2 separate regions of the Mus musculus genome follow, and region 1 is linked to region 2. A link is a loop called in an ENCODE intact Hi-C map of the cell type or tissue named here. Cell type or tissue: heart. All regions are shown on one strand. Links, peaks and the distances in the headings refer to the core of each region. The heading gives the core; the rest is flanking DNA. Region 1 holds the start of Mlf2 (myeloid leukemia factor 2). Region 2 holds the start of Zfp384 (zinc finger protein 384).

Region 1 (9,039 bases), core at 2,965-5,464, 78 kb after region 2:
TGGCAAGCCTGAGGCACAACTACTGGGGTTACACACCATGGGGAGGCACAATTACTGGAGTTATACATCACGAAAGCTAATAAAGCACTCATTTGAGAAAGACAAAGTAAAGGGTGGAAAAGAAAAGCCACCAATCCCGATAGAGGAAACTACAACCATCAGCACCTGACGTCAGTCAAGCTCTGCCCCCTCCCTGGCAACACCTGACTCAGCCCTGAAGCTGGCAACAGAGCCTAAGCACAGGGCTCACCCACAGCTCTGCCTGAGATACCTGTGGGATGGTAGAGAAAGCTATGCTCCAGTCTACAGCAACTAGCTCAGGGACTGCTGCCCAGAAGAAGACAGGCTCACTCACTTTCATCCAGGTTGATGTAGTCCTGCCGCTCTTCCTGGTCCCCTGTGCGGTGGTTTCGGGAGCGCTGGAGGATGTGAGCCCTATCCCGAATGTGATGCCCAATGGACATCTGCTCTAGACCACTGTCTGAGTCCCGGACAGTCCTCCGTGTCTCCCGGATCTGGGACGAGGTGAATAGGCTCATTCACTTCTCCCCACAAAGCCCTGGCTACATCTCCCCGGGACGAACCAGCCACCCACGACCCAGTCCTGAAAACAGATGACCCTGGTTCCTGTGGATGCCGATCCATCCTACCTCCTCTGAGATAGAGGGGTTCCTTACTCACCCCGCCTGGGGCAGAGCGCATCTCCGACGTCTCCTGGTAAACCTTGGGCGCGCCGTCCCCAGTGTTGGAGTAGGAGATAACAGTGGAGGAGGAGAAGGTCTGGCAGTTGCCCCCTGCAGCCATGTGCTCCTGAGGAGGGACTGAATGAGGGCCTACTCTGCAGAAGGGAGCTCCCTTCAGCTGCTGGCTCTTGCTACATCTTCCTCAAAATACGTGAGGATGGGAAACTCGCATCACAACCGCCCCGATTCCTCAGGCCCAACACTAGCATACGTAATCACTCATGGGTCTAAGAACAAACACAGGACCCCTGGTGCTCTGACTCAACTTAGTCACTAGCTCACCCCACACCCCCAACCATGTTGGCTGCTACGGAGATCAAGGCAGGGGAAGACTATGGGGCAAGTCATACCATGTTCCCGATCATGTCGTTCATCATCCCAAACATGTCCATGAAACCGCCGGACTGGGGAAAGATGAGAGTCCAGAAGACTAGTCAGCGGTTTGGGGCCAGCCACTCACCTGAGGACAGACCCCTTTTCCTTCTTACATCTAGCCTGACCACTCAAGTTCCTCCCCATGAACTGCTGGCTACCTTCTCCGGCTCTGTGACCGCCCTAATGCTTCTCCTGCCTGCCGTCCCAATCTTTTTTTTTTTTTTTTAAATTTGGTTTTTTTTGAGACAGGGTTTCTCTGTGTAGCCCTGGCTGTCCAGGAACTCACTCTGTAGACCAGGCTGGCCTCGGAACTCAGAAATCCGCCTGCCTCTGCCTCCAGAGTGCTGGGATTAAAGGCGTTCGCCACCACACCCAGCTCATCCCGATCTTTAAGGAAGTGACCCAAAGGCAATGAATTAAAACCTCTGATCACGCTAAATGTTGATTGACAGGGCTTGCCTTTAACCCAGCACTGAGAGGCAGAGGTAAACAGAGCTGAGTTTGAGGGCAGCCTGGTTTACAGAGTGAGTTCCAGGACAGCCAGGACTGTTATAGAGAAACTTGGTCTCAAAAAAAAAAAAAAAAAAAAAAACAAAAAAAAAAAAAAACAAAAAAAAACCAAAAAACCCCTCTGAATATTTAGAGCTGTAAAAGAACCCCAAACTTTCCCTCCTCAAAAGAACCGCTGTACATTTTTACTTTCCCCAGTGATTAAGAACTTCTGAGTGTCAGTAGCATTTGAGTGTTCTAGTTATTATCTTTCTGTGTATGAGTGTTTTGTCTGCATGTACGTCTGCTCTCTACATTCATGCAATGACGGTGGAGAACAGAAGATGGCATCAGATGCCCTAAGACTACAAATACAGACAGTTGTGAGCTGCCATGTGGGTGCTGGGAATCAAACCCTGGTTGTCTGGAAGAACAGCCAGGTGCTCTTAACTCGGGAGCCATTTCTGCAGCCCTAGCTCCTTAACTTATAGTCAATGGGCTCTGAACCATGTCAACTATCCAAAGAGAAGATTTTTAAGACCACCAGAGTGGTGCATTTGGAAATAACATTTAAGGGGTGTGTGTGTGTGTGTGTGTGTGTGTGTGTGTGTGTGTGTGCGCGCGCGCACGTGAGTGTATGCACTTGTGCAAGAGATACAGGAAGAGAAGACAGGGACTCACCATTCCCAACATCCCGAAGGGAGAGACAGCCCCAGCCTACAAGACGAGAAACTGAAGTTAGAACTACACCCTACCAACTGTATGTACCAAAGGAGGTCAGTGCCTCCGTTCCCCCCTTCCTTCTTTCCACAGGAGTCACACAGCCCCTTTCCCAGACTCCTGACCCCACTCGTCTGCCTCCCACGCAGGTCATGTCCCTTTAAAGCTGGTTGTAGGGCAAGAACTGCAGCATACTTAACTAATCACCCCAGGTCTCGATATGTTCCAACTGTTACCTGCATCCTGCGGCTGGCAGGCCTGGTTGCTGGCATGTTACCATCTGTGATGCTCAGGAAGGGGCTATATCCAAAGCCGCCTGACAACATGCGGCTCATGTGCTGACGGTGAATTGCGAAGGGGTCCCTGCGGAGTGAGCATACACTATAGAAGGCAGATTAACCCCCAGCCTTCTTCACCTCCCCGAAATGAAGTCAGGGTACACAGTGGCACGGATGCCGGCTTCCCTCTGAGAGCGGCAGCTGAGTATCCAGCTAATTCTAACTGGTTCCAGCCAAGGGAACCAACTCAAAGGTCTGCCTGAACTGCTCAGACCTGAATCCGAATGGGCTGAGGGCGCGAGGGGGAGGGAATTCTCACATCAGGAACATGGGATCCTCAGGCTCCACGTCCCTCATGAAGCGGAACATCGTGATCTCAGCTCCAGGGGGCTCCACACTGTGAAGATACGGAGGCTGTGTTTCCTGCAGGCGGCCAGGCTTATGCACACCAGCTCAGTGTTGCTACTCTTAAGGCTGCCTCTTGCATACACTATCACTGACCCCTCCAAACTCCAGGGAAGATCCTTCGCCAGGTGAGCCATATAACCTATGAGACCTGAGAGCCAGCAGCTCTCCAAGCCGGTCATGGAATTTTTCCCAAGCCTCTTAGTGGTGCCCCTCCACCCCCGCCCGCCATCCTCTCTTCCCCGAGCCACGGTCAGCTCCTCCTCCGACGCCAGACTCGATGAGAATCTCGAACGGCGGCCCGCCACCCCATTAATGACCCCCAACTACTCCGCCTTCTGCTGGCACTGGGCGCTACCAGGCCTCCCCGGGCAGGCCTCACTGCCCACCGATCCGGGCCGCCACTGCCCCAGCCCGTGCCTCCCGCCGGGCGAGCCGGAGAGGAAGGTCCACTCCCGGGATCGCATCCCTGCAGCCGTGCGGGCCGCGGCGCCCTGGCCTCACCGGTCCCCGACTCCGGCTCAGCGGCCCATCCGGCCGGCCTCTCCTCGGGGCGCTGCAGGAGCAGGGTCGCGGCCCGGGACGCAAGGATTGGTCCGCGCGGCAGCTTCTCGCCTCCCGCACCGCCTCCTGCCTTCGCCTGCCACCTCCGTACCCCCGCCCTCGGCCCGAGAAGCCGATCTTCGGTCAGGCCCGAACGGAAGTGACGTCACGACGGACGGCCCCGGGGGCGGGCTGCGGGAGCTCCGCCCACCTGCTTGGGAGGGAGGGCGGCGCGCGCGCCGTGGAGCCCCGGAGGGCGGGTCCTCTGGGGCGGGTGGGAGGTGTCATTAAGCTGGCTCGGGGATCTGGGGACAGGAAGAGGCTCCTGCAAAGGTGGGGGGGGGCGGAGCGGAATCGGGAGGGACCGGCTGAGCGCAACGTGGGGGCAGGGTGTGCCGCACCTTTTTTGCGGGGGGGGGGGGGGAGAGGCGGGCTGTCTGGGGGCGATCGGTGGGGCGGATCCCTGCGGGGACCTTTAAACACACTGCAGGAGGGGCGCTTAACCAGGGGAGCGCGTGGGCCTGTCCCTCTGGAGAGACGCTCGGGCGGGCGGTGTCCTCCGAGTGACGCAGAGAAGGAGGTGACAATTTAGCTCAGGTCTAGTTAAGCCTTGGAAAAGGCCAACCAGGGAAGGGAATCCAGGTTGGGAGTTTGGCCGCCAGAGGGCGATCCTGGGCCGGGCTGGATCCTTAGCTCCTTAGGACTCGGTGTTGGCTTAGGCTTCTGGACCACTCCAGGACCTGTCTGTGAAGGGTTGGCCTGGGCAAAGGCGTTAGTTCTGAAGTCTGTTTGCTTTTTGTTGTCGTTTTTTGGTTTTGGTTTTAGTGCTCAGGACCCAACTCAGGACCTTGGGCATACCAAGCACATGCCCTACCACTAAGCTATAGTCCAGTTCCTTTAGGTCGTAGGTCTTTAAAACTTTCTTTGTTCTGAGCAGGTAGATAGGTCAAGGGACTAAAGTTTAGAAGAATAAAGGGGTGGAGAGCTAAATTAAGCAGAATCACCCAGGGGTGGAGCTAAAAAGTAAGCCCAAGAGGGCTGACTCCAAAGCCAGAGACTGGTATTTTGACATACTAATTGTCTTGCACAAAATCTGGCTGAGCTGGAGAGAAGAGCCCTCCCCTTTGGGTCAGAGGATTTGAACTGTATTGGGTAGACTTTGACCCACAGAGATCCAAACTCAAAACTGTCCCAAGTTCTTTACTCTGGCTGTCAGCCACATTGGTACCGTGTGGAACCTGATCTGAAGAGAAAGGTTTATTCTAACCAACTCCCTGAGGGAAAAGGGTCAGTGGTTACTCAGGAAAAGATTGGGAGCAGAGACTCTCAGCTTCTTTCGATTTGATCATTGCTAGTGGGAAAAAAATAGTGCTAAGAGAAGAAACAGTGATATAGTTAACGTAAGCTGACAGATTGGCAAAGTGAAGCCAAAAAAAAAAAAAAAAAGGAGAAAATGTGTTTTTCATTGATATTTGATATATAAGACCTTCTTTAAATGCCTCTTGGTATCCCACCCGACAATTGTCCTTTCTTCTTGCTCTAAAGAAAAGCACTTTGACATTCCATCCAGAGTACCTCAGAGCTGCAGAGCCAGCTCAGTGGCTAAACATGCCTGCTGGTTGGTGGGGCACTGGGAGGGAGGCAGAAAAAGGATGATCTCTGTGAGTTAGAAGCTGACTTGGGCTACATAGCTTATCTAGAAGAAAAACAAAAGCATAAAATTAAAAACAAACAAACAAAAAACCCAAAAGCATAAAATTTAAAAAATAAATAAATAAAGCTTGCTGCTATTCCAGAGCAACCCAGGATGGCTGCAGAGTTGCAGCTCCAGCAGCTCTAACATGCACTGCAGAAATCAAGGGTGTGTACACACCTGGCATACTGGCACACATCTACACGGAAAATAAATCTGAAAAAGGAGCTTGCTACCTTGCAGAGGACCTTGTTCCAGGACCCACTTTGTGACTCTCAATCATCAATCGGTAAAACCCCAGTTCCAGGCTATCCAATGCCCTCTTTGGGCCTCTAGAGGGATTGTGTACACATTGTACACACCTATAGGCAAAAATACATAGAAAATAAAAATAAATCTGGTTATATAAAAGGGTTACTTTGGCCAGTGGTGACCTTTAATCCCAGCATTCAGGAGGCAGAGGCAGGTGGATCTCGGTGTTTGAGGTCAGCCTGGTATGGGAGGGGAGCAAGGGGGAGGAGAAGAGCAATCAAGCTCCGGAGAGCTGGGACAGCCAAGGCTACATCCTTCTCTAGTCTATAATATAGTCCACCTTCCCCCTAGGCCATTGTAAATACTTGTGTATGGGTGTAACTCAGCTATCTATAGTTCTAAGTATCTACTCTGGTTCCTCCTTGGATCACAAACTTACTTCTTCCTAGATAATGGTAAATTCCTGTGTAAGGCAGTGACTTAGCTATCCATGCCCAAGGTCGGATCAATAACTGCCTAGAATCTAACTTAGCTATATGTCAAAATATCAATCCTTAGGAGCACTTGTAATAAAGGAATATTAAGGGAAAGCACACAGATCTGTTCACCAACTAAAGCAAGGACATTGGAGCATTCGTTATACAGGATGCCAAGGTTCCAGGAGACTAAGTTTCCATGAACTTTTCGCCTCGGGACAGCACCCAGGTTTTTGGGGCCTGTCGCGCTTGTCACTACTGGAGTGGATGTAGCAGGCTGGGGAGATGGCTCAGCAGTTAAGAGCACTGACTGCTCTTCCAGAGGTCCTGAGTTCTAATCCCAGCAACCACATGGTGGCTCACAACCATCTGTAATGGGATCTAATGCACTCTTCTGGTGTGTCTGAAGACAGTTACAGTGTATTTGTATAAACAGAAACAAATAATATTTAAAAAAGAAAAGAAAACTCGTCTTGAAAAAACAAACAAAACAAAAGAATGTTACTTCAATGAGCATTCTGCCACCTACACTTAAAGATATCCTACACAAATGTTCTTTTTTCTTGTCTCTTTTGAAAGCAAGTCTCCCACACTCTCACTATGTAGCTCTGGGACTAAAGGTATATGCTCCCTACCTGGCCATCAAAGCAAGTTCTACATTGCTTGGCCACTCAACAGCTGTTTAATGAGCACGTGCTCTGTGCTGGGTCTAGTGTATTAAACAGACAGACAAGGCTAAGACAGCCCCTGCCACCTTGAGGTGTGGTCTTTTAGTCTCCTTGCCTGTGTGTTGCGTTTGTTTTGACATAGGTTTTTGCTATATAGCCCAGGCTGGACCACTTGAACTAATGGTAACTCTGCCTTAGCTTCCTGGCTACAAGGATTCTAGTTGGGTGCCGCCGTGGCAAGCTATATCTCCAGGTTTCTTTTTCTGTCTGTTATTTGCTGTCCTGTCTCCTTTCTTTAAGTCCTTTCTCTTCCTTCTCTCAGACTGTAAGGATGTTGCCATGTTGTTAGATATAAATCTGTAATCCCAGAGATACATAGCAAGTCTCTATGTGAGATGATGTCAGAAAAGATAGCAAACAGAAAACCTTAAGAATCTCATACCATTCCATTTTATCTTTGCATGCCTCTGTGTGTGTGTGTGTGTGTGTGTATGTGTGTGTGTGTGTGTGTGTGTGTATGTGTGTGTATTGTGTGTGTGTGTGTATGTGTGTGTGTATGTGTGTGTGTATGTGTGTGTGTGTATTGTGTGTGTGTGTGTGTGTGTGTGTATGTGTGTGTGTGTGTAACCAGGACCTTGCATATGGTAGATAAGCACTCTACCATTGAGCTAAGGCCACAGCCCTATTTTTTATTTGGGACAGTCCTATTGTGTAACCCAGGCTGACCTGAAACTTCCTGTGTTGAAGTTAAGTCCTGATTGTCTGTCTTCACTGCCCAATTGGTGGGATTCTGGGCCAGTGCTATACACTATCTTTTCCTAATTTAATTTCTGTTATATTCACCTGTGTATGGAGTGCTTCTATCATGACATGCATGCATGCAGAGGTCAGAGGACAATCTGGAGGAGTTAGTTCTTTTCCTCTACCACATGGGTTTGAGAAACCAAACTCAGGTCACCAGGATTGGTGGCAGCTGCTTTTACCTGCTGAGCGACCTCACTGACTCTATATGATTTTATTTTAAGATTCATTTAGGGGCCCCTAATGAAGGAGCTAGAGGGAACTGCAACCCTATAGGTGGAACAACAATATGAACTAACCAGTACCCCGGAGCTCTTGACTCTAGCTGCATATGTATCAAAAGATGGCCTAGTTGGCCATCACTGGAAAGAGAGGCCCATTGGACTTGCAAACTTTATATGCCCCAGTACAGGGGAACGCCAGGGCCAAAAAGTGGGAGTGGGTGAGTAGAGGAGTAGGGGTGTGTGTATGGGGGACTTTTGGGATAGCATTGGGAAATGTAAATGAGGAAAATACCTAATAAAAAAAAAAGAAAAAAAAGATTCATTTAGGTTAGCTATGGTGATGCATACCTTTAGTCTCCGCACTTGGGATGCAGAGGCAGGAGGATCTCTCTGAGTTCGAGGCCAGTCTGGTCTATGTAGTGAGTTCCAGGAAAGCTGGAACTACAGTGTGGGTTCTTGTCCAAACAAAAACATAGATAAATAAAAAAATTTTTTTAAAGAAAAAAAGGCTTATTTATTTGATGTGTATGAATGTTTTGCTGGCCTGATGTATGTCTGTGCCTGCCTGATGCATACAGAAGTTGGAAGAGGGTGCCGAGAAGGTCTGGATAGTTGTAAGCCACTATGTGGAACTGAACCCGGGTCTTCAGCAAGAACAGGGAGTGCTCTCGACCACCCACCGTGCTATCTCTCCAGAGCCTCCATGTAATTTTAAATGAGCGTATTTCCTCACCTAGGAACATTTACAAATTACAACTTAACTTCTTCTATTAGACAGAGTTTGGAATCTAGGGTGCTTGTTGCTTTCTTGTAGCTTAAAAGTTCTTGAGCTGGGCTTGGGATGTAGCCCTGTGTAAGAGCTTACCTTGTACACACAAGGCTATCTCCTGGATCCTCACCAACACACACACACACACACACACACACACACACACACACACACACACACACACACTTGAAATTTTGGGAGCTATGCAAGCTTGTATCAGTGTGCCTGGTGGCTTACAGCTCTCTAGGAAATGGAAGGATATCATTTACAAGCCACTAGCAGTTATGTCTGCCTGCCTTCTCTTTTCCTCACCTCCTGTTCTTGTTCTTTCTCTTCTCCCTCTCCTCTCCCTCCCTCTCTGTCTGCCTTGGTCTCTGTCTCTTCTCTATCGGATCAATGAAGGGCAGGAGTTTGTCAGTCATTGGCATTTCCCGTAGATGACAGGAGTGAGAGGGACTGAAGCTTGAGAGGACAAGGACTGAGTGTGCCTCCTACATTCTCTGCTCATGTCTGGACTCGGTCAGGAAATCCTTGAGAGGGTAGAGCTGGGCCAGAGAAGGGGCCCTCTTTGGATGTGAGGTCACATATCTGGAACCAGCCCAG
Region 2 (9,039 bases), core at 3,985-6,484:
GTCTCAAAATAAAATAAAATAAAGAGGCACTTCTCATTAACAGGTCAGCCCAAACCAAGCACATAATTAGTGCTCAGGAAGGAAGCATACATATGTAGCTGTAAAATGACACACGAGGAGAGTGCTGTAATCTGCAGGGCACAGGAGCTCTTCCTAGGACCGAGGCACTTGAAAGACTCAGACAGGAGGACTACTGTGAGTAGTCGGCCCTACCTGGTTCCAGGCCAATTTGGATACCAAGTGTGACCCTACCTCAAAAACGACAGACATGACAACATGTGTTAGCAGGTGAACACATTGCTTCCAAGTCTAATAACCTGAGCTCCATCACCAGAATGTGCATGGTAGAAAGAAAGAACCAACTCCTCCAAGTCGTCCTGACTATAACATGTGTGCTATGTCTCATATTTGTGCAAGCACACACAAAAATAAGTGTTAAAAAAAAAAAAAAGATGCCAGGCGTGGTGGTGCACGCCTTTAATCCCTGCACTAGGGAGGCAGAGACAGGCAGATTTCTGAGTTCGAGGCCAGCCTGGTCTACAAAGTGAGTTCCAGGCCAGCCAGGACAATACAGAGAAACCCTGTCTCGAAAAAAACCAAAACAAACAAACAAAACCAAAACAAACAAACAAAAAACCAAAAAGCTATAACTACCTTTCTACTGATAAGTTATCCGAAATCCATATATTCCTTGGTATGAGATTGACTGGACAGCCAAGAATGAAGGTCATGGCTAAACTGCAATGCAAATGGTGCCCCCAGATGCCTACCTCTCAGGTTCCCATTCCCATCTTCCCACTCTCTCTCCCTAATGTTCTCACAATTTCAAGATGGCTACTGATATTACAGGGGACACCATCTCTCCACAAAACATCTTTCCCAGTTTTATTTAATTATGCAGGCACATTCAACAACAAAGGGCTCACTGTGGTGGCTGGTGCAGCCTTTAATCCCAGCATTCAGGAGACAGAAACAGGAGGGTCCCGGTGAGCCTGAGACTAGCCTGGTTTATGTAGCAAGACCTCCTCTCAAAAATAAAGACGTAAACAAGGAGCAGGAGCGATGGCCTGAAAGAGGGCTCAGTATGACAAGCACTCACAGCACCCACCACTCTCTCCAGGGTTCAATTTCCAGCATCCAAACAGCAGCCACAACCACCTGTAACTTCAGGTTCAGGAAAGTCAATGCTCTCTTCTGTCCTCCATAGCCGCTAGGCATGCCAGTGGTACACAGGTATACATGCTGACAAACAACCACACATACTACAAAAATAAAAAGGGCCAGGTGTGAGGGCACATGCTTGCAAACCCAGCACTTAGGAAGCTGGGGCAGGAAGACTAGAGCTGTCAGTATGGCTCAGCGGACAAAAGTGATTGTCACCAGACACAATGACCTAACTTTGATGCTCAGAACCCACAGGGTTTCCAGCAGCTGACATCTGACCACTCTCCTTGTACCATGGCAGAAGCACCCACACACTTATTTCTTCTTTCCACTGCCACACCTTCCATATGTAAAAACCAACCTGGGCTACGTGAGGCTATGTCTCAAACAAACAAACAAAACAAAAAGAAAGGAAGGAAAAGAACCAGAGAACCGGCTCTGCTCTAGGACTTGGGAACAAGTAGAAGACTTCTCTTATAGCTCCAGAGAAGGAGTAAGAGGAAAGAGTTCAGATTCAAAATGAGCTTCAACTTTGCTCCTCCATCAGGCCACGACTAGTTAGTAAGAAGGGAAGGCTAGCTCCACAGAAAGGAGAAGAGTAAGTCATAATGAAATGATCACTTTTCTTCCCAGTCCCCAGGCTCCGTCTGGTGATGCGGCTCAGCTGGTAGATAGAGCACTTGTCCAGCATAAGCCTCTGGGATTGATTCCCAACACCACTTAACCTGGGTGAGGTAAAGCTGCTACCTCCAGCATTCGGACGGAGGCAGGAGGATCACAAGTTCAAGGTCATCTGTGGCAACATGGTGTCCTATCTTAAAAAGTAAAGTAAAAAAAGACAGCTGCCTAGATGGCTCAGCAGAAAAAGCCACTTGCCACCAGGCCTAATGACTTGAGTTTGGGCCCCAGAATCCACAACTCCCTCAAACTTGTCCTCTGACCACCTCCCCAAAACATAAACAAATTAAATAAAAACCAAATTTTAAAAGTACAAAGATTTGTTTTCCAGAGGAGTTACTGGCAGCGAGGAGATGATGACAGTAGGGTGAGCACTCCTGCACTCTTCCGTCCTATGCTGCCACTTAAGGCGTTTCCAACCACTCAAAGGTGAGAGGTCACGGCCTGAGAACTCGGGGAGGCTCAGTTTACATTACCTGCTATCTTGTCTTTTGTGTTTAGAAAGTGAACATAGAAGTCAGAAGACAACCTCAGGAGTCATTCCTCAGGTGCTCTCCGGTTTATTTTTACACATTGGGTCTTTCACTAACCTAGGCCTCCCCAATTATGGTAAGCTGGATAGCTAGCTCGTAAGCACCAGGGATCCATCTAGCTGTCTCTGCCTTACCAGCGCTGGGTCCACCATGCTCTGCTTTCCTGCCTGTATTCTGGGCAGCAAACCTGGGTCCTCATGTTCACATGACAAGCACTTTACCAACCCGACTGCCTCTCCAGCCCTCCAGTGCTGCTGTTTTTAAAGATTTATTTATGGATTTAAGCAGTGGGTGTCTCATCTGTATAACAGAGGAGGGCATCGATCCCATGGGACTACAGTTACAGACAGTTGTTAGCTGCCATGGGGGGTGCTGAGCTTGAACTCAGGACCTCTGGAAGAGCAACCAGTGCCCCTAACTGTTGTGTTTAACAGCTATTTTTTTCAACTAAAGAACCTTTCATCGCCATTCACAGTGGCGATGCCTGTAGTCCAAACACTTAGCTTGCACAGGGAGAAGAGATGGCCTCGAGGCCGAGGCCAAACTGGTTTACTTAGTGAGTTCCACACTAGCTTGGGCTTCATAACAAAATTTTTTGTTTCCCTCCCCCGAAAAAAATAGAAAGGTTTCAGTATTAGCATCAGGTATCACTTTGATTTCTCCCAGATTTACTAGAGCAGAAAGCATATAATTTTATCTCTTTTATTTCAAACTATCCAAGAAGCAGTGTTCTCTGAAAAATATTACCTGACACATCAAACTCAAATTGTCTCATGTTAGAGTCTTCATCACTCAACAGAGTCACTCAAACACTCCACTGAACACCAAGAATGGGAAACTCCAAACTTGCCTTTGTTGTTTCTCTAAGTGACACCATAAAGACTATACTGTAATCAGAGTCCCTGTGTCTCCACAGCAGAATACATCTCTGACAAAATGTAAGCCCATTTAGTGGCTTCACCTGAGTATTTCACATTTTATTCCTGTTGAGTACCAGTGGCCATGAAAGGGTAACAAAGAAACTACCAATTTTTTACACAAAAACCTCCTGGGTACTATGGGAAACAATAAGAAAAGGCTTTTATCTCTCTCTCTGCAAGCGCTGGTGTTGGTTACTTCAATAATTCTATCACACTGTAAAGGAAAAAAAAAAAAGAAAAACCATTTGAGATGACCCCATCTCTCCCCAAATCATTAAACCAAGATTGTCTTACCCTCTCTCTCTCTTCCTCCTGTCGTCTTATTCCTTCTCCTTTCCAGGGCTCCTGAACTTTCTGGAAACAAAATTGTCTAGGTTACAGAGGCCAGTATGTAAAGGCCACCAGAGAACTGTGGAGAGCCTCACAAGTTGACTGTCAGCAATTTGGAAAGCGGACAGCTTCCCCAACCAACAATCCAAGGATGGAAGGGCTAGAGTCACAGGCGTTGAGTGACACCCACTAAGTGTACATAAGGGAAATAAAGCCAGTTCCCCAAAACTAAGATGAATTCTATTAGCAGCATTTGGGTTCCACTCCTGGGCTCAGACACTTAATTCTTCGTTCCCCCCAGGGCTACAGGGAACCAGGAGTCAGAGGTGAAGGAAGGTCCCTGCTCCTGGGAAGTGGCTTTAGAAAGCAAAGCTGAGGGTAGGGGGGATGCCCTAGCCCTGTGTCAGGCACAGTGCCAAGTTCGGGCCCAGCCACTTCCTCTAGCCTCGCCCCCCCAACCCCCCAACACACACACTTCAGCTAGGACTTCGCCCCCTTCCTACCCAAGGCCTTGTGCCAAGAAGTACTTCCTTCAACCTTCAGTGGTCTATATACTGGAGGCTCCCAGCTGTCCCCCTAAAACCTTCGCTCCCCCGAGACACCGAACCCGGTCCTTCCTCCCGATGTCAAGTCCCACTCCTTCCTCAAAGACCGGTCTCTGGGACGTCCCTCCTTCACCCCTCCAGGGAGCTGAACTCTGCCACCCACTAGACAGGCACCCGCCCCCTAAACCCCCCCCATTCCTCCTCAGCGCCCGCTCCTCCACCGCCGCCACTTCCGGTTCCGGGACAGTCGCACTCACAGTCCCATCGTGGACCCCCCCCTCCCCACTCGCCCGAGGTAAAGGGGGGGGGGGAGGAGCGAGGGGCAGCGGCGCGCACCGACTGCAGCGGCGCGACACTCACCAGGCGGCGGCGGCGGCGGCGACGCCAGCGCCAGAGCCAGCGCGCGGGAGGGGCGGCGGTCACCGGGGAAGGAAGGAGCCGAGGGAGCGGGAGGACCCGCGGGGCGCGGGCTCGGAACCGCGAGGCGGGGCTCGCCGGCATGCACCGCAGGCGCCAGACGGACCCCGACGCTCGGCCGGGCGGCGCGCGAGACACCCGCAGGGCGGGGGCGCGAGGCGAGGTGTGGGGGGGCCCCCGCCCTCCTGGACACTCACCCGGAAGTGGTGCTGCGGCTCGTGCTCCCGGGAACCCCGAGTCCTCCACGCCCACTCCCCCCCCACCCCCCCCAACAGCTTCAATGTGCAGTCGTTTCTCGGAGAAGGCGGGAGAGCCGGAAACGAAAACGGGGGGGGGGAGGAAAGTAGCGGGGGGAGGGCGGCAGCAGGAAAGGAAAGGGGGGGGAAACAGGTCAGAGTCCGAGTCACTTCCGAGAGCCGCTCGAGCACATCCGGTGCTGTTAGGGCTCGGACATCTTGAGGGCAGAAGTTACGACACGTAAGGGCGGAAGTAGCTCCTTACCCGGGGACCGGTGGAGCGCTCGGTGGATGTGACGCCCAAACCGGACGTGAAGGCAGCGTGTGTTAAAGGGCTGAAGCTGAGCATCAGGAGAGCGTTCCCGGGCTTCCGGAAGAGACCTCTGGGGAAGTGGGAGGATGGAAGCTAGACGGGTTCATGAATTATGCATCAAGACACTAAAGACAGTTTAGATCGCCCCTCTTTTTCTAGATTTGCTTTACTTTTATGTGCGTTTATCTGTGCCTATGCATGCCGTGTGTGTACAGGAGTTACCGCTACCTGCTTCCAGCTTCACTGTGTGCGATCTGGGAACCGAACCTCCGGTCCTCTGGAGGAGCGGCCAGCTGAGCCAACTCTTCACCATGCGGAATCCTTTTTGATTTATTTTTCGAGACAGGGTTTCTCTGTATAGCCCTGGCTGGCCTGGAACTCACTTTGTAGACCAGGCTGGCCTCGAACTCAAAAATCCCCCTGCCTCTGCCTGGGGTTAAAGGCGTGCGCCACCACGCCCGGCAAAGATTTATTTATTTTTTTATTTATTTGAGTACACTGAAGCTGTCTTCAGACACACTAGGAGAGGGCATTGGATCCCATTACAGATGGTTGTGAGCCATGATCGCTGGGAATTGAACTCAGGACCTCTGGCAGAGCAGTCGATGCTCTTAACCACTGAGCCATCTCTCCAGTCCGACCATGCGGAATCTTAAAAAGACGGGAGTCACAGCTCATTTCTTAATGGACTAGGTTGTTGTAGGACGTTACCCTTTTTTCTTGGATCTTCCCGAATGTCTTTTTGCTGAGCTAGAGTGGGGGAAACTAATTTCTTTGAATATTCAAGAAAGGTAAGAAGGCCCATAGTTGTTTGAGGTTTCGGGATCGGTGCTATCAAAGTTCAATCGGTCTTCCTCTGACCACTCCGTTACTCTTTTCACTTTGGTCTTTTCTTTTTGCCAACACCCACATCTCTTATCTTCTTACCGGGTTTTAATTCTAAGTACAACATTCAGCGTACCTGCTGTTGTTTACAGCTCACCTGGTGTTGTTGCCCAGCTCCATAAGGGCAAGGACTTTGAATTGCTCCCGATGGTATCACCAGATCCCAGAATTTGTTAAGCATTCCAGTAAACGTTTGATACGTAAATGAACATTATAAACTATTGCAGGAAACTCCCTGATTGCTGCAACCCAAAGGGTTTTTTTAATTTTTCATAGCATTTACTGTGTTTTTGTCGTTTGTTTGTTTGTTTTTGAGACAGGGTTTTTTTTGTGTGTGTGTAGCCTTGGCTATCCTGAAACTCTCCCTGCAGACCAAGCTGCCCTTGAACTCAGAGACCCATCTGTCTGCCTCTGCCTCCCGTGACCCAGCTATGTCTCTGTCTTCGAGACCGGAGCTTACTTTGGTGTATTTAAAACTGGCCTTGAACCCTTGATCCACTTTCCTCCACCTCCTAAGTAGTAGGATTTTTGAGATCTCTTAGTCTATTGCTTTTACTGTTAACTTTAATTAATTTATATATCTGAATCCCTACTAAGATTGTCAGGACTTCCTATGTGTCTCTATCTGTCTACCTTATCTCCCTTTCCTACCTTCACTCCCTGTCAACTGGTCTCTTGTTCTTCCTCTTGACCCATGACTGACTTTATTTAATCCCGTTTACAATAAACAGAAAGCTCATAGATTTAAAAAAAAAAAAAAGATTGTCAGGAATCTGATTCACATACTGAAATAATATATGTGTAAAGTCACAGATGCTGACCCTGTAGAGCTCAGCTTCCTTCTATCTCGGGCCTTCCCTAAGCTGCTAAACTGCTAGCATGTAACAGCCCCAAGGTAGGATGGGGCAATGGGACTAACTTCATAAATGCCTTCTTTTTTTTAATTTAAAAAAATTTATTATTATTATTATTTGGTTTTGGTTTTTCAAGACAGAGTTTCTCTGTGTAGCCCTGGCTGTCCTGGAACTCACTCTGTAGACCAGGGTAGCCTCGAACTCAGAAATCTGCCTCCCAAGTGCTGGGATTAAAGGCATGAGCCACAACCACCCAGCTCAAAAATGCCTTCTTTACATCCTATCTGCTACCTTCACTAATCTGCTAGGCTCTGAGACCCCCTACCTCTCTTAAGACTGTGACTGTTAGTAATTTCCTTTGTTCTGCAGGTGCCTGGTGGCACTCATGTGCCAGCTTCCTCTGCTTCAAGTAGCCAGTGATTAAAAGACATGGTTACCAGAAATCCATCTCGGTACCAAATCTGGAAAGAATCTTTAGTATTTAAAATAATGTTTGTTTATTTATGTATTTATTTAGTAAGTATATGTAGCCACAGGTCTGTCTCAGCTCATGCAAATGGGTTCCCATAGTGAGAAAGCAAAATTACTCTAACAAAGAGCTATGATCTTATTCTACAGATAATTAAAGTGGGACTGTCAGTTCAAGTGACTTCTTCCCCCAAAGTCACAGCCAGGAATCGCAAAAGTTAGCTTTATATCTTTGTTTCTTTAGGATAGGGTCTCACTATGTAGCTCTGGCTAACCTGGAACTCACTATGTAGATCAGGTTGACCAGATAGCCTTGTCTACTCTTGTAGCCCAGCCTGGTCACAAACTTGCTAGGATAACTTTGAATTTCTAATGCTGCTGCCTCAGTGGCTTTCCTTGGTGCTGGATTATAAACATAAATCTCCATACCTTTTATTTGTGTGTGTGTGTGTGTGTGTGTGTGTGTGTGTGTGTGTGTGTGTGTGTGTGTCTAAGCCATTATTAAATGTCTTCCTTAATTCCTGTGATCATTTTTTTTTTTCTGTTGAGATGGGGGTCTCAAACTGAACATAAAGCTCACCAATTCAACCACATCATCTAGCCATCAAGCCCCGAGATCCTTCCAGCCTCCCCAAGGCTGGAATTAACAGGTGTGAACCATCATGACCAGTATTTGTACGTGGGTGCTGGGAACCAGGCCCAGATCCTCACACTTTCATGGAGAGCATTTTACAAGCTCACCCGTCTCCCAGAACTGTTTTGTTTTCATATTTTTAGTCCAGACTGACCCAAACTTAGCACATCGCTAAGATGGCCTGGAATTCCTCATCCTCCTGTCTCTGTCACCCAGACACTGGAATTATCGGCATAAGCTACCATGCCAAGTATCTCTTCCTTCTTATTACAGTTTCGAGCTCAGCACTCTGTGCTGATTTCAGTGGCAAATTAGCAGGATAAGGACTTCAGTTGTAAGGACTTCAGCCTGATAAGCCATCATGTAACTGTAATACCAGCATTCAAGAGGCTGGGGCAGTATTCTAAGTTACGGGCAGGCCAGCCTCGGTTATATACAGAGACTCTGCCTTCAAAAGAGAAGGAAGAGAAGGTAAAAGAAAAGGCAGGAAGAAGGGAGGGAGAGAAAAGAAATATGGAGGCAAAACAGTAGTTCCCAAAAGTCCTGGTTCTCCAGCTCTGCCGCCTCTGTACATTCTTCAAGCACTCTCTGAGCCCCGCGCCTCTGGCAGCCCTCCTCCTGCCTTTTGCTCTAAGAAGCCACTTTTAAGTCCCTGGAACAAAGCTTTAGAGCAGTAAATGTGGGACACAGTGGGGTGGGGAGGAGGGCTGTTAATTTTAGCCTGGGGTTCTCCAGCTGGCACAATTTCCATCTTGAATCATTTCCACACCCTGAGCCCTACTAGGAGATCCCTCCTCCTGGGGGCTTCCCCATCCCCTGCTCTGGTCTGCTGCAATGGTAAGCATTCCAGAAACGTGCCTAGGAGAACCTTGGCTGAGTCATTTGATGTACTCCCTCAACAGAGGGAGCTTGGTGATGGGAGATGCCTCCCTCAAACTGGGCTTGTGACTTGTGGCCTCCAAGAAACTTCCAGTTCTCAGAAGAGCCGCTTGGTCCTTGTTCTTTTTCTCCTCTATAACTCTATCGCCTGAAGACCCGAAGCCCCGAGTCACTGTTGGAGTT

The links. Peaks named below come from ENCODE experiments on the same cell type or tissue, not always from the same donor. Only the 100,000 strongest peaks of a DNase experiment are listed, where the experiment ranks them.
Region 1: a loop joins it to region 2, with 4 times the contacts of the local background. A loop is called at or near these places in 8 of 42 quality-filtered maps.

What each region holds. Positions count from the first base shown.
Region 1 is chr6:124,926,062-124,935,100 of GRCm38, reverse strand. It overlaps Mlf2 (myeloid leukemia factor 2), which reads right to left and starts at 3,713. Exons shown (of 9, transcript NM_001170341.1): 1 at 3,515-3,713; 2 at 2,925-3,002; 3 at 2,564-2,690; 4 at 2,289-2,324; 5 at 1,094-1,147; 6 at 682-810; 7 at 356-515. The coding sequence starts at 2,974. In heart, for the core only: CTCF peaks have their summits at 2,996 and 4,214 (motif pointing right); DNase peaks (open chromatin) are centred at 3,760 and 4,230; H3K4me3 peaks cover 1,833 bases; H3K27ac peaks cover 1,898 bases.
Region 2 is chr6:125,004,991-125,014,029 of GRCm38, reverse strand. It overlaps Zfp384 (zinc finger protein 384), which reads right to left and starts at 4,792. Exons shown (of 12, transcript NM_001372420.1): 1 at 4,531-4,792; 2 at 3,590-3,649. It overlaps 4930557K07Rik (RIKEN cDNA 4930557K07 gene), which reads left to right. Exons shown (of 4, transcript NR_130997.1): 4 at 3,636-3,854. In heart, for the core only: no CTCF peak of the experiment used is centred there; DNase peaks (open chromatin) are centred at 4,359 and 5,129; H3K4me3 peaks cover 2,152 bases; H3K27ac peaks cover 2,166 bases.